Linked DNA regions of Homo sapiens: all the other regions are linked to region 1. Evidence: chromatin contacts called from ENCODE Hi-C or POLR2A ChIA-PET data. All regions are on one chromosome and are shown on one strand. Each heading gives the region's core, a stretch centred on a gene start or an enhancer-like site at or near the end of the contact. The rest is flanking DNA. Distances are from core to core; before and after follow the strand shown.

Region 1 (3,539 bases), core at 887-3,386:
ATGTGCTGCAGTGTCCGGGATGGCCGAGCGCGCCTGTGGACACTCGGAAACAGTGTGGCGGCTCATGTGCCTGAGGCAATCAGCAAGGTGGGACCCAGGACGCTTTTCCGCGAGGGGCACACAGGGCGGGGAGGGCTCTCCCTCCGAGGCCCCCTGTTCACCCAACTCGCCTGCACGTCTCACCACAGGCTCCCTGTCCAGCAGGGCTCCAGCAAGCTGATGTTCACAGGTATCTCTTAGACACTCAGAGTTCACAAATAAAAATCAGTTTAAATACTTAGGGGAAAATGGGGCTGTTCACCACCCTAACTGCGGTGGTGCTGACATGCCTGAGCATGCCTATCAAAACCCACTGAACCATGGAGCATTGGGCCAGGCGCGGTGGCTCACACCTGTAATCCCGGCACTTTGGGAGGCCAAGCTGGGCGGATCACCTGAGGTAGGGAGTTCGAGACCACCCTAGCCAACATGGCAAAACCCCATCTCTACAAAAATACAAAAATTAGCCGGGCTCACTGTCACCTCCACCTCCTGGGTTCAAGCAATCCTCCTGCCTCAGCCTCCCGAAGAGCTGGGATTGCTTGTGAACTCTGAGTTTCCCCTATCTTTTTAAATAGAAGAGCAAAATAGCCTTGACTCAGTAAGTGTTTTTTTGCCCTCGTTATTATATTCTCTCTTTTTTTTGAGATGGAGTCTCACTCTGTCCCCCAGGCTGGAGTGCTATGGCATGATCTCAGCTCACTGCAACCAACCTCCACCTCCCGGGTTCAAGCGATTCTCCTGCCACCTACCTCGGCCTCCCGAAGTGCTGGGATTACAGGCATGAGCCACCACACCCGGCCTTATATTCTCTTTATCATAGATAAGGAATGAAAAACTAGGCTGGGCATGGTGTCCCACGCCTGTAATCCCAGCACTTTGAGAGGCCGAGGCAGGCAGATCATGCAGTCAGGAGTTCGAGACCAGCCTGGCCGACATGGTGAAACCCCGTCTCAACTAAAGATACGAAAAATAGCCGGGCGTGGTGGCACATGCCTGTAATCCCAGCTGCTCGGGAGGCTGAAGCAGGAGAATCGCTTGAACTCGGGAGGTGGAGGTTGCAGTGAGCCAAGACTGCACCAGCCTGGGTGACAAGGAGAGACTCCATCTCAAAAACAAACAAACAAACAAAAAACAAAGAAAAAACAAAGAAAAACTCAACCTAATAAACAAATACAAATCTTCTAATCATTTAAGAATAAACCATAATCAACAGAAGATCTGCAGTAACGCAGGACACTGATGGCAATGATGAGACAAATGCTCTCACCCCAGGGGACAGTGATGAGGGGGCCCATCACCCCAGGGGACAGTGATGAGGGGGGGCCGTCACCCCAGGGGACAGTGATGAGGGGGGGCCATCACCCCAGGGGACAGTGATGAGGGCGCCCGTCTCCCCAGGGGACAGTGACGAGGGGGCCCATCACCCCAGGGGACAGTGATGGGGGGGCCCGTCACCCCAGGGGACAGCGATGGGGGTGCCCGTCTCCCCAGGGGACAGTGATGAGGGGGTGCCCATCACCCCAGGGGACAGTGATTGGGGGGGCCCGTCACCCCAGGGGACAGTGATGGGGGTGCCCGTCTCCCCAGGGGACAGTGATGAGGGGGTGCCCGTCACCCCAGGGGACAGTGATGGGGGGGGCCTGTCACCCCAGGGGACAGTGATGGGGGTGCCCGTCTCCCCAGGGGACAGTGATGGGGGTGCCCGTCTCCCCAGGGGACAGTGATGAGGGGGCCCGTCACCCCAGGGGACAGTGATGAGGGGTGCCCGTCTCCCCAGGGGACACTGATGAGGGGGGCCCATCTCCCCAGGGGACAGTGATGAGGGGGCCCGTCACCCCAGGGGACAGTGATGAGGCGTGCCCGTCTCCCCAGGGGACACTGATGGGGGGGCCCGTCTCCCCAGGGGACAGTGATGGGGGGGCCCGTCTCCCCAGGGAACAGTGATGGGGAGGGCCTGTCTCCCCAGGGTACAGTGATGGGGGTGCCCGTCACCCCAGGGGATAGTGATGGGGGGGCCCGTCACCCCAGGGGACAGGGATGACGGGGCCCGTCGCCCCAGGGGACGGTGATGAGGGGTGCCCGTCTCCCCAGGGGACGGTGATGAGGCGTGCCCGTCTCCCCAGGGGACACTGATGAGGGGGGCCCATCACCCCAGGGGACAGTGATGAGGGGGGCCCGTCTCCCCAGGGGACAGTGATGAGGGGGGCCCGTCTCCCCAGGGGACAGTGATGAGGGTGTCGTCACCACTGGTGAAAGACTCACCTGCAAGGAGAAGGTCAGGGCCAGGTCTGTCTCCACTTGTCCACTGGGGGGCAGCACAATCTCATGGGACCGCAGGATTCGTTTGGAGCCCTGTGATTAAGCAAGACCTGTTCTAGCTCAAAGGACTGCATATCAGCAGGAAACCAGGCAAAGACACCGTGACTCCTGCACTCTAAAACTGGCAGGATTGCAGCCCTGCAGTCTGGGGGTGGTAGGCACAGGCTGGGGTAATTCTCAGAGGTGCCCTGGCATCTTTCCCAAGAACCTTAAAAACATGGAGACCCTTCGGCCCACAGGTTCCACCTCCAGGAATCTGCCCTAAGACATGAGAGAGAAACCAGGAGCGGCTCCTGCTGAAGTTAACGCGATCACAAAACAGATTCCACGGCCAGGTGCAGCAGCACCTGACTGCGCTGCCCAAGTCTGTCTGGCAGAACAAATCTGGAGGCACCAAGCCTCTTCTGGTTTTGGTTTTGAGAGACAGGTCTCGCTGTGTTGCTCAGGCTGGACTTGAGCTCCCGGGCTCAAGCAATCCTCCTGCCTCAGCCTCCTAAGTAGCTCAGCCTTACAGGCATGTGCCTCCATGCTTGGCTTAAAGCATTTTTTTATTTTTTGTTTTTATTTTTTGAGACAGGGTCTCTGTCACCCAGGCTGTGGGGCAGTGGCTCGATCTCAACTCACTACAGCCTTGACCTCCTAGGCTCAGGCAATCCTCCAGCCTCAGCCTCCCTAGCACCTGGGACTACAGGCATGTACCACCACAAAAAAATATACAATAATTTTTGTATTTTGTTAAGAGACAAGGATTAGTCATGTTGCCCAGACTGGTCTCCAACTCCTGAGTTCAAGCAATCCACCCTCCTCGGCCTCCCACAGTGCTGGGATTAGGCATGAGCCACTGCACCTGGCCTAAAGCATTTTCTAAAAAGAAGAATGATCAGGCCTGACTGGTCCTCTCAGAAAGTAAAACATACAGAGATACAATACTTAAAATACGGAGATGCTGTCACAAAAATGAGGGTAGTAGAAGCCTAGATGTAGGTGCAGGAAATGCATGAGCACCTGAAAACACAGTTCATACCCAGTGAGCTTCAGGCCAGCAGGAGACATCACACGCACCTGCTAAATGGATAACGAGTCATTTGCGTGAAAGACAACAGGACCCCAACCGCAAACTTTATATCAAAATAGATTCCTAATGGATTGAACGTGCTTATCGCAGTGCTGTTTTAAAT
Region 2 (3,335 bases), core at 725-3,224, 140 kb before region 1:
GGCCTCACAGTGGACACACCACTGGGTACCTGTGCCCCTGAGCCAGCCCCTGCCACCTTCAGGACCCCACAGGAGCTGTCCACCCCGCAAGTCAGCCCCCACCAGGATGTGGTGGCAACAGGAGCTGTCTTCCTCCCCCTCCAGTGCCCAGGAGGGAGTGGCTTTCATGGCACAGACCCCATCCCACTGTTCACAGAGCTGGAAGTCCACTGGTAACTTTTGGGAACAGAAAGGCAAATTCTGTGAGCTCTCTGACACCCGTTTCTGCCCACCATTGCCCACCCCACTGGGCTCCCTGCCCAGCCCTGCCCCCTACAAGGACCACCGGGAACCACGGGCTCAGGCTTTGGGTAAGCCAGGGCAGGAAGGCCCACATCCAGCCAAAAGCCTGTGCCAGGCCTCACGGGACGGGCTGCAGGGACTGGCAGCTGGCGGCCTGCAGCACGGGACACAGCCCCTGAGTGGAAGCCCTGTGCCAGCTCTACCTTGCTCAGGAGGGCGCACTGCTCCTGCTGACTGGACACCAGCTGGCGCCACCGGAACCGCAGCTTTCCCATCAGCCACTGCACATGGCGGACATCCACAGGACCCTCTGCTTCCATGTGGGGTGCAGGTGGGCCAGGGCTGGCCAGGGCCTCACACTGGAGAGGGGCAAGGGTCAGGCCCTGCTCCCACCCCACCCTGCCCCCCAGAAAAGGCCAGGATGGAGACGGTAGTGGAGGCACAGCCAAAAACAACGGGTGCTCCCTGCACAGGGAGCCTCCGTGCTTTCAGCTGGGCAGCTGGGTAACCCTTCATGGGACTGCCCTGAGGAGCAAAGCAGACAGAGGGGGCTGACCCAGGCCTGCCCTTGCTCTGGCCCCAGGAGTTGAGACCAGGGCTGGCTCAGCTCACCCTCACCCACACGCACCTGGCACACAGTCATCTCGTCACCCAGAGGCACTCGGGCCTGGGCCAGCATCTGCTCGGGCACAGGTCCTCGGGCCAAGAGCCAGGACAGAGCCAGCAGCAGCTCCCGACTGCCCTGCGAGCCATCCTCAGGTAGTTGTGCCAGTGCCAGCCTCGGGTAGCCCTGGGAGCATAGTGCTGACTTCACCAAGCGGGCTTGGACCTCTAGGACAGAAGACCACCACCTTAGGGGGACCACCCACCTGGAGGTGACACCACCTGGATCCCTCCAGAGACCCCCACAGGTCACTTGAGCAGAAGCTCAAGGCCTAGTTCAGAAGAGATGATAGTGGGAGAGCTAGAACTCAGACCAGGATGAGGAGACCAGGGGCCAACAGGGACGTCCCCAGGGCTTTGTAGGAGCAGAAGCCAGTGCTACCCAAGGGGGTGGAGCTAGGGCCCATCAGGGGGCGTGGCTTACCGGGGAAGGCGGAGTTTTGAGGAGCAAGCGGGGTCAGTGTTGGGTGGGGGCTAGAGCCTGCCGGGGCGGGGCTTACTGGGGAAGGCGGGGCTTTACAGGAGTAGGCGGGGCCAGTGCTACCGGGTGGGCGGGGCCAGGAGCGGGGCTTACCCAGGGCGAGCGATGCCAAGGCGTTGCCCGCAGGGAGTGGCGAGAGCACACGGAAGAGGAGCTGCCAGAGCGCGGAGGTCTGCGGAAAATAAAAAGCGGGCGGTCAGCGGAGCCGGCCCAACTCCCTGCGAGGGCCCGGGACCCCACCCGGCCCGCCTGCCCTCCGCGAGAGCGTCACCGCCTCCGGACGGTCGAACTTGGCGCGGCGGAAGATCTCGGGGCTGGGTCCCGAGGGCAGCGACCGACTCAACGCGGCGATGGCCTCAGGCAGGGCCCCGGCCCGGGCCCCAGCCGCGGGGTCCACCCGCTGCCGCCGCCTCCCCATGCAGCCAGCACCAGCCTCTTTCGGATCGCCCGCCTCCGCCGCGGCCCGGGGCCTGCGTCCAATCACCGCACGGGCCGGGTTTAGTGCGGCGGCTGGGACCTGCGCCCAGTTACCGCTCCGGCTGGAACCTGAGCCCAATCATGGCACGGGCCGGGTCCAGCGCCCAATCACCGCGCCGGCTGGGACCTGCGCCCAATCACCGCGCTGGCCGAGACCTGTACCCAATCACCGCGCTCCCGAGACCTGTACCCAATCACCGCGCTGGCCGGACATGCATCCAATCACTGCGTCGGCAGGGTCCCGCCTTCGTGTCCAAGCCCAATGAACGGTTCCCCTGGAGTTTGAGTGTAGTCTATTCTGTCTCGTGCGGACCCACTTCCGGGCTCCTGGCAGGGCTGTTGATATGGAGAACACCGCAGAGTCCGCCCTTGCAGGCTCAATCGTCACGACACCCGACACCCCGCCTCGCTCAGACCCCACCCATCAGCGCCTCACGCCCCTTGGCAACCTAGCAACCGCCGGGCGGGAGCGCGCAGACTCCGGAAGGCGCCCTGTGGGGCCGCTTACGCAGTCGGAGCGGACGAGCCTCGCCCCATCGCGCCGCCTTCCAGGCTGGGCCGCCAGGAGGCGCCCAGAGCCCGCCGCGCCGCACAGCGCAGACCCCAGCGCGGCCGGCCCCTGGCCCCTGGCGCGAAGTCCCGGGCAGCTCCCCCGCCCCGAACGCGCAGCCGGAGCCCGCGGCAGCCTCCTCAGGCGCTCCCGATCCTCGCCCGCCCGCGGCAGCGCTTCCCTCTGCCGCCGCCACGGAGCAGCCCCGGAGGAAGCCGGCGCATGGAAGCAGCTGCTGCCCGGGCGCCGCTGAGCCGGGCCCGCCTGCACGGGCGGCCCCGAAAGACGCGGGCCGGGAGGAACGTGGGGCTGTCTGCGGGGATGGAAGGTCGGGCTGGCTTCTGGCCAGCGGCGCCTCCGGGCATTCGTGAAGACCCCGGGCAGCGTGTCACCGGGGCTGTTCCCGCGATGCCCCTGCACCTCCCGGGGCTGCGAGGACGGCGGGAGAGGGAAACTCAGTCCTCCCTGGACCCCCAGCCCTGGCTGGACACGCCCACGAGAGGCGCAGCCCGAGGGGTCCCGGCCCCACCTTTCTTCTCGGCCTCCTTCGCCCCCGACCTCCTCTTCCAGGCGGCCCTCCCGGCCCCGCCTCGGGGCCCCCCCCCCAGCAAGCCCCTCCTCTCCCTCCCCGCACGCCCTCCGTCCTTCCCCGCCCGCAGCCTCCTTCCCTCCGGCGCATCGCGATCTCCTTCACGGCGCCAGTAGGAGGACTGCGCTCCTCACCCCGCCCACGCGGGTTTCTTGAAGCTAAGGGGCCTCCTCCTCGGAGCGCCTACTGCACCTGCCGAGCTACAGGGCGGCGGGAGCCAGGGGGATGGGAGCAGGAGGTGGGGAACCGCGGCGCCACAGAACTTGGCAGGAGGCGTGGGGGAGATGGCGGAG
Region 3 (3,426 bases), core at 774-3,273, 130 kb after region 1:
GAACTCCAAAGGGAGGGGGTATAAGCGGGTATAATGAGGCGTGTCTGACCCCGCCCCCACTTCCCATCATGGTCTGAACTAGCTTTTCAGGTTTCTTTGAAATCTCCTTGGCCAAGAGAAGGGATCCATTTGGTTGGTTGTGGGGCTTAGAATCTTGTTTTTGATTTGTATTCTGTACTGTGTATTTTCACTTGGGGGTTAGTAGGAGCCACGGGAGGGCCTGAGAACAGAGGCAGGAGGTAGGGAGGCTGTTGCAGGAACCCAGGGTGAGAGACCTGGCCCAGCCTGGTCGAACTCTGGAAGTACTTTTGGGGCAGAGCCAACAGTCCAGGGAATGTGCATGTCCCGGGAATGTGGCAGCCGGAGCCCCCAAGGCTCCTGGCACCTGCGGCCTGGGCCCACTTGCCCGGGGAGGGGCTTCTGAGAGGCTGCTCTGTCCAGAGGTCATCGTCCACTGACAGCTGCTCTCTGGGGATCAGGTGCTTTCCCCCAAGGAGCCATTCCTCACCATGGGGACCCCTCCGGGACTCAGTGCTAGCCAGGAATCTTGTATTGGAACACATTCAGAAGAAAGCAGTCTAAGACTAGGGAGTGGGTCAAGCATGGTGGTTCATGCCTGTAATCGCAGCACTTTGGGAGGCAAATACAGGAGGACTGCTTGAGCAGAGTTCAAGACCAGCCTGGTCAGCATAGTGAGACCCCATCTCTACAAAAAATAAAAAAATTAGCTGGGCATGGGAGTGTGCACCTGTAGTCCCAGCTCCTCGGGAGGCTGAGGCCGGAGGATCACTTGAACCCAGGAGTTCGATGTGCAGTGAGCTATGATTGCACCACTGTATTCCAGCCTGGGCAGCAGAGCCAGACCCTGTCCCCAGTATACACACACACAAAATCCAGAGTGGGATGTTTTAAGATGAGTTTTGCCAACCTTAAAGGAAGAAGCAGAGGCAAAAGTAATCTACATAATTTATTTGGGTCAAGCTTGAGGATTGCAGCCAGGGTGGACATATCCCATTGCCTTGAATATACACTCTGGTGAGCAGCAGTTACACATGGACTTTTTCTTTTTTTGGAGACAGGCTCACTCTGTCACCCAGGCTGGAGTGCAGTTGCATAATCTCAGCTCACCACAACCTCTACCCTGTAGTTTGAAGCAATTCTCCTGCCTCACCCTCCTGAGTAGTTGGGACTACAGGCATGCGCCACCACGCCCAGCTAATTTTTGTATTTTTTGTAGAAACGGGGTTTCGCCACGTTGGCCAGGCTGATCTCGAACTCCTGACCTCAAGTGATCTGTCCACCTTGGCCCGCCAAAGTGCGGGATTACAGGAGTGAGCCAGCCTCAGCTACAGATGGATTTTTAAAGGCAAAAAGGGACAGTGATTGGATAGATACAAAGTTGTCTGTTGGGAATTCTCATTGGCTTACAATAGTAACGTTCATTCGTGATTGGCTGTACATCGTTAAACTATTGGGTGCGGCATTATTGGGTTAGTTTAGAGCTACTTGTGGCAACAGCAAGTGGTTTCAAGAAATGAACACGTAGCTCAAGGAGGAGGAGTCACATTCCTCCCGTGAAAGTTCTTTTCTCAGTCTTTTAAATTTACCATTGGGTGATTTTTAACAGCCTTATTGAGGTGTGATTGCCGTATGAAAACTGCTCATATTTAAAATGTGCCCTTTGATTTCTGAACTTTGATGTCTGCACACACCTGTGAAGCCATAGTGACAACCAAGAAGACCCACAGATCTGTGGCTCCCACGGGGTCCACAGGCCCTTGGTCACCACCCCCCCTCCTGCCCCAGGCCACCAGTGAGCTACTTTTTTCACGATAAATTAGTTGTATTCTGTAGAATTCCGTAGGAGTAGGATCACATAGTATATGTTTTTCCCTTCGGCTTTTTTCACAGTGTAATTATGTTGAGTCACGCATCAATGGTTTGCTCATTTGTGTTGTGGCGTGGCAGTCGGTAGTCCTTCAGCACGCTGAGGGTGTGTGTTGAGTCACGCATCAATGGTTTGTTCGTTTGTATTGTGTGGCAGTCGGTAGTCCTTCAGCACGCTGAGGGTGTGTAGCCATTCATCTGTTAGAGGACATTGCACGTTTGAGGCTGTTTCAGATGCGCTCGTGAACACTCGTGTACAAGTCCTTGTGTGGACGTTGATTTCCTTTTGGGTCAATTGCTGAGGAGTGAAATTGCTGGGTTATGTGAAAGGCAAGTGTGTATGTCTTTTTTTGTTGTTTTTGAGACGGTCTTACTCTGTCACCCAGAGTGGAGTGCAATAGTTCCATCATAGCTCACTGCAGTGTCAACCTCCTGGGCTCAAGCAACCCTCCCATCTCAGCCTCCCAAGTAGCTGGGACTGCAGGCGGGCACCACCACACCCAGATAATTTTTACATTTCTTCATAGAGACAGGATCTTGCTGTGTTGCCCAGGCTGGTCTGGAACTCCTGAGCCCAAGTGGGCGGCCACGAACTGCCTGTCTTTAAGAAATGATCAGGTTGTCAGCCAGGCGCAGAGCCTCACGCCTGTAATCCCAGCACTTTGGGAGGCTGAGGTGGGCAGATCACAAGGTCAGGAGATCAAGACCATCCTGGCTAACACAGTGAAACCCCGTCTCTTCTAAAAATACAAAAAATTAGCCGGGTGTGGTGGCGGGCGCCTGTAGTCCCAGCTACTCAGGAGGCTGAGGCAGGAGAATGGCGTGAACCCGGGAGGCGGAGCTTGCAGTGAGCCGAGATCGCGTCACTGCACTCCAGCCTGGGCGACAGAGCGAGACTCCGTCTCAAAAAAAAAAAAAGAACTGATCAGGTTGTCTCCAAAGGGTTAGCACCATGCGTGGAAGTGCAAGGGAGCGTGTTCCCCCTGTCTGGGAAGTGCGGCCTGGTTTTCTTTTCAGGGCTAGACATTCTGATGGTTGTGAAGGAGGAGCTTGGGGTGGTTTCATTTGCATTTCCTTCAGGACTGGAGGTCTTTGTATATGTTCATTTACACCAATATGTCGTCTTCGCCGGAGTGTTCAGATCTTTTTCCATTTTTTAATTGGGTTGTGTTTTCTTGTGAAGTTTTGGGAATTCTTCATCTGTTCTAGATTTAAGTCCTTTATCAGTTACGAGATTTGCAGATAAGCCTGTGGGCTGTCTTCATTGTCTTAACGATGTCTTTCAAAGGGCAGTTCTTAATTTTTTGGAAATCCGTTTTATCAGTGTTTTATGGATTCTGCTTTTAGAACCATTAGAAATGTTTGCCTTATCCAAGGTCACAAAGTTTTTCTTTTACGTTTTTGTCTGAAATGTCTGTACTTTAACTCTCCCCCTAGGTCTGTGATCTGCTTTGAGCTAACTTCCGCGTGCAGTGCGAGGTGTGGGCTGAGGCTCGTTCTTTGGCACCTGACCGCCAGGCACCGTGCACTGACAGCCGT
Region 4 (3,304 bases), core at 314-2,813, 170 kb before region 1:
CCTCCTCCCTGCACGGGCAGGCTCGGTCTCCCCTCCTGTCCACCATCCTGGGCGCGTGGCCACTGCCTGCCCTGCTCCCCATGGCTCCGCATTGCCTTGGCGAGGTGTTGTCCCCCACCCTCTGCCCCGGCAGAGCCACCCTGCTTTGCTCCTCTGCGCCAGGGCGATGCCTGTGGCTGCCCTCGAATCTCGGGAAGCCCGTCCACCAAGGCCCGTCGGGCTTCCACAGGCCCCTGCACCTCTGTCACACACCTGGCACTGGTCCTCATGGCCGTGCTGTCGGAGTCCCCGCACCTGGGCCTGTGCACACCTGGGTGACAATGGAGGCCCGCACACCCGCACCCACCCCAAAGTCACTGACAGGCTTACTCCCAGCCAGCCCCTCACCCCCTCCACAGCCCCAGGCCTGGGGCTCCGTTTACTGCCGTGTCTAGACAAAGGCATAAAATTTAATGTCCCCGTGACAGTCGGGCGCTCGGACTGCCCTGGTGACACCGCAGGCCCCACCGATCCGGGAAAGCGTTGAACTCTGCACTCCCACCCCTGCCCCCACCCAGCACCCGCCGCCCAGGATCCCCACAGCCACACACAGGACACCCCCACCCCTCGGAGCTCTGACAGGTCGCGAGGAGGGTGCCTTGAGGGTCCTCAGCCCATGCCCCTGCCTCCAAGCCTCCCCGCGCTCTGGGTCCCACCGGGACACTCACCCGGTTTTCACGTCCACTGGATCTACACGTCTGACCCAGGAAGCCCTCTCTGGGCCCATTCCAGGCCCACCTGGGCCTCCCCTAGCTGCAGCCGCAGCCTGAGAATTTCCTCCCTCTCCGCGCGTGGCGGGGCCAAATAAATAGCGGGGGAGCCACGGCGCCGCTCACCCTTTCCGGCCGTGCCTCCAGCCCCTCCGCCCCACTACGCTGTCGCTCGATCCTCAGTCACTTGGCAGATGCGGGCCGAGGGGCTCTGCGCTGGCGAAGGGACGGACTCCAGCCCCTAGCGGAGCCCCTACCCCGGCAAGCCAGAGCCCGGCCCGGCCACCTCTCCGTAGGGACCTGGCCCCAGGCCCACCTGTCCTGGGTCTCCTGGGCCCCGGCCGAGGCCCCTCCTCCCCCCACGCCCCGCGGCTCAGACCTGGCACAGACTCTGGGGCCTCCAGGCCCTTCACTGCCCGGGCCCCGCAAGGACCCTCGCCCCATAACCACCCCTCGGAGCCCCCGGGAGGAGGGGCGGGAGGGGGCTGCTGTGCTCCCGCCGCGGGCCGGTGCAGAGCTTGGGCCGCTCCCAGCAGGCTGCGTCTCTGCTTGTCCCCCCGAGGCTTCCCCACGCAGGGCCGGGTCCCCGTCACCCCGCCGGCCCCAGGCCTCACCCCTGCCGCATCGGCCCCCGCCCCACCCCACAGTCCCCACGGCCCAGAGGTGCAGGGTCGCCCAGGCCCGCCGCCCCCTCCGCGGACGCAGCCGCGCACCCAGCCAGTCCCGCCCGCGCCCGCGCCTACCCCGCCGCCCGCAGATGCTGCGCCGCTCCCGGGCCCGCCCGCCCAGCCTCTGCCGCCACTGCCGGGGCCGCGCCGGCTCCTCCCGCCGCGCCCCTCCCCCGCCCGCGCGGCACCGCCCCCGACCCAGAGGCCCCGCCCCGCGCCCCTCGGCCCGCGAGCCCCGCCGGACCTGGGGACCTGGGAGCGCGGGGGTGCCGGTGCCCCGCCCCCTCCGCAGCGCCGGTTGCCACGGCGACAGCACCGCGCGGCGGCGCGCAGGACTGGTGGCTCTGGGGAGCGGGGCGCCCTCGCGCACCCCCAGGCGCGGAGTCCCGTCTCCACCCTCCTCACCCACCGCCCAGAATCCCAGGGTCCCGCCCAGTGCCCCCCGCGCCCTGAAACTCCGCTGCCGCCCCCTAGAGCGACCCCACTCAGCCGGACAGGCGCCCACCGGCCCAGGAGCTGACAGGGATGTAGGCGCGGGGCTGGCCTGGCCGCCGGGGCCCTCCGCGCCACCCTCTGTCCTCTTTGGGGAGAAACCCAGCCTTCCCAGGTTTCTTCTCAGGGCAGAGGAAAGGAATGATGAGCGGCCCCCACCTTCTTCTCCAGCCCGTCCAGGAGGCAAGCTAGGGTTTGGGGACTTGGGCTTCATTTTGTCACTGAGGTGGCACTAAGCCCCTCCCCCCACATCCTGTCCATCCCGTGTGAGCCAGAGAAGAACCCGAGGGCACCTTCTGCCTGCCTGCCCTCCTTCCCAGAACTGCTGTGACTTCCCTCTGACATAGGAGGAGACTGAGGGTCAGAGAGGTAAAGGGACACCAGATTTGGTGGAAAGACCAGAATTTGAGGCACCACCCAACTGGTAGTGAACTTCCAGATTCTCTTCCCGTATCCCCGGGCCTGGACTCAACACGGCCTGAAAGCCAGAAGAGGACAGAGAGCTCCAGAAGTTCTCTAGTCCTGGCACAAGGGGAGGAAAGAAAAAGGTCGCCTAATGCTCCCAGGGTGCAGGAGAATGCCCGGGGGGATGTTAGGGTTTGGGAGGATGGGGTTTTTTGGTAGTGGTTGTTTTTTTACTCTTCTCCATTCTCTGATGCCCCAGCCCCTAGGTATCCCACCAAAGCCATGACCAAGGCATAGGGTTTACAAGCACCTAAAACGCTGAGGCAGAAGAGCCTTCCTTTCCAGCCCCAGGAGATGTGGTCCCCTGTCGCTGGAGAGATGGTGGGCAGGGAGAAGCAGTAGAAAGCAATCCATGGGCTGGGCGTGGTGGCTCACACCTGTAATTCCAGCACTTTGGGAGGCCGATGTGGGCGGATTACCTGAGGTCGGGAGTTCGAGACCAGCCTGGCCAACATGGTGAAACCCCCATCTCTACTAAAAATATAAAAATTAGCCGGGCGTGGTGGCACACACCTGTAATCCCAGCTACTCGGGAGGCTGAAGCAGGAGAATTGCTTGAGTCCGGGAGATGGAGGTTGCAGTGAGCCGAGATCTTGCCACTGCACTCCAGCCTGGGCAACAGAGTGAGACTCTGTCTCAAAAAAAAAAAAAAAAAAAAAGCAACCCCAGGAAGTTGTGCAAGCCATACATGATGTACAAGTCTAAACCCTCATTCACATCCCAAAGGCTGAGAACTGAACAAAAGGACAGCCCACTGCCCACGTCCCACACTGGCCACTGGGCAGTGCATACGAAGGACAGATCTGAGTCCCACTGCAAAGGCTTTGAAAACAAAACCGACATGGAAGGCAGGACCCACAGGAGCCTATTTGAACTTGTGGCCTGAAACCAACTAGGTTGATTGCATGATAAAACAAAATGCCAACATTC

Evidence for each region. A loop is a pair of places that touch in the nucleus more often than their neighbours do. ChIA-PET counts read pairs that join two places held with the same protein, here RNA polymerase II (POLR2A). Pooled maps may share reads with other maps.
Region 2: a loop to region 1 is called in a map with no recorded cell type, with 5 times the contacts of the local background. The contact joins the promoter of TEDC1 here to the enhancer-like site in region 1. A Hi-C loop is called at or near these places in 5 of 168 maps with a recorded cell type or tissue (body of pancreas, head of caudate nucleus, ovary and 2 more), 1 of 37 single-sample maps with no recorded cell type and 10 of 50 pooled maps. POLR2A ChIA-PET finds 5 or more read pairs at or near these places in 4 of 52 experiments (AG04449, CD4-positive, alpha-beta memory T cell, CD8-positive, alpha-beta memory T cell and 1 more).
Region 3: a loop to region 1 is called in a pooled map, with 2.9 times the contacts of the local background. The contact joins two enhancer-like sites. A Hi-C loop is called at or near these places in 2 of 168 maps with a recorded cell type or tissue (K562 and breast epithelium) and 4 of 50 pooled maps. POLR2A ChIA-PET finds 5 or more read pairs at or near these places in 1 of 52 experiments (GM10248).
Region 4: a loop to region 1 is called in a pooled map, with 5 times the contacts of the local background. The contact joins the promoter of TMEM121 here to the enhancer-like site in region 1. A Hi-C loop is called at or near these places in 6 of 168 maps with a recorded cell type or tissue (dorsolateral prefrontal cortex, esophagus squamous epithelium, heart right ventricle and 3 more) and 7 of 50 pooled maps.

What each region holds. Positions count from the first base shown.
Region 1 is chr14:105,351,233-105,354,771 of GRCh38, reverse strand. PACS2 (phosphofurin acidic cluster sorting protein 2) reads right to left here. Exons shown (of 25, transcript NM_001100913.3): 3 at 2,305-2,394. Among named protein-coding and RNA genes, the nearest start is that of PACS2, 38 kb to the right of the region's middle. RefSeq lists an enhancer at 1,520-2,049. Within about 2 kb of position 2,136, at least 3 of the 41 ENCODE cell types and tissues checked have a DNase peak (open chromatin) inside an H3K27ac peak, as active enhancers do; they include body of pancreas, where a contact is called at or near this core.
Region 2 is chr14:105,489,885-105,493,219 of GRCh38, reverse strand. TEDC1 (tubulin epsilon and delta complex 1) reads right to left here and starts at 1,974. Exons shown (of 9, transcript NM_001367178.1): 1 at 1,698-1,974; 2 at 1,520-1,598; 3 at 911-1,113; 4 at 486-641. The coding sequence starts at 1,844. RefSeq lists enhancers at 1,151-1,894, 2,069-2,318, 1,895-2,638 and silencers at 1,649-2,018, 2,409-3,038, 3,049-3,098, 3,229-3,335.
Region 3 is chr14:105,222,013-105,225,438 of GRCh38, reverse strand. The region is part of intron 10 of BRF1 (BRF1 general transcription factor IIIB subunit); the gene reads left to right. Among named protein-coding and RNA genes, the nearest start is that of BTBD6, 25 kb to the left of the region's middle. Within about 2 kb of position 2,023, at least 2 of the 41 ENCODE cell types and tissues checked have a DNase peak (open chromatin) inside an H3K27ac peak, as active enhancers do.
Region 4 is chr14:105,524,842-105,528,145 of GRCh38, reverse strand. It overlaps TMEM121 (transmembrane protein 121), which reads right to left and starts at 1,563. Exons shown (of 2, transcript NM_025268.4): 1 at 1,493-1,563.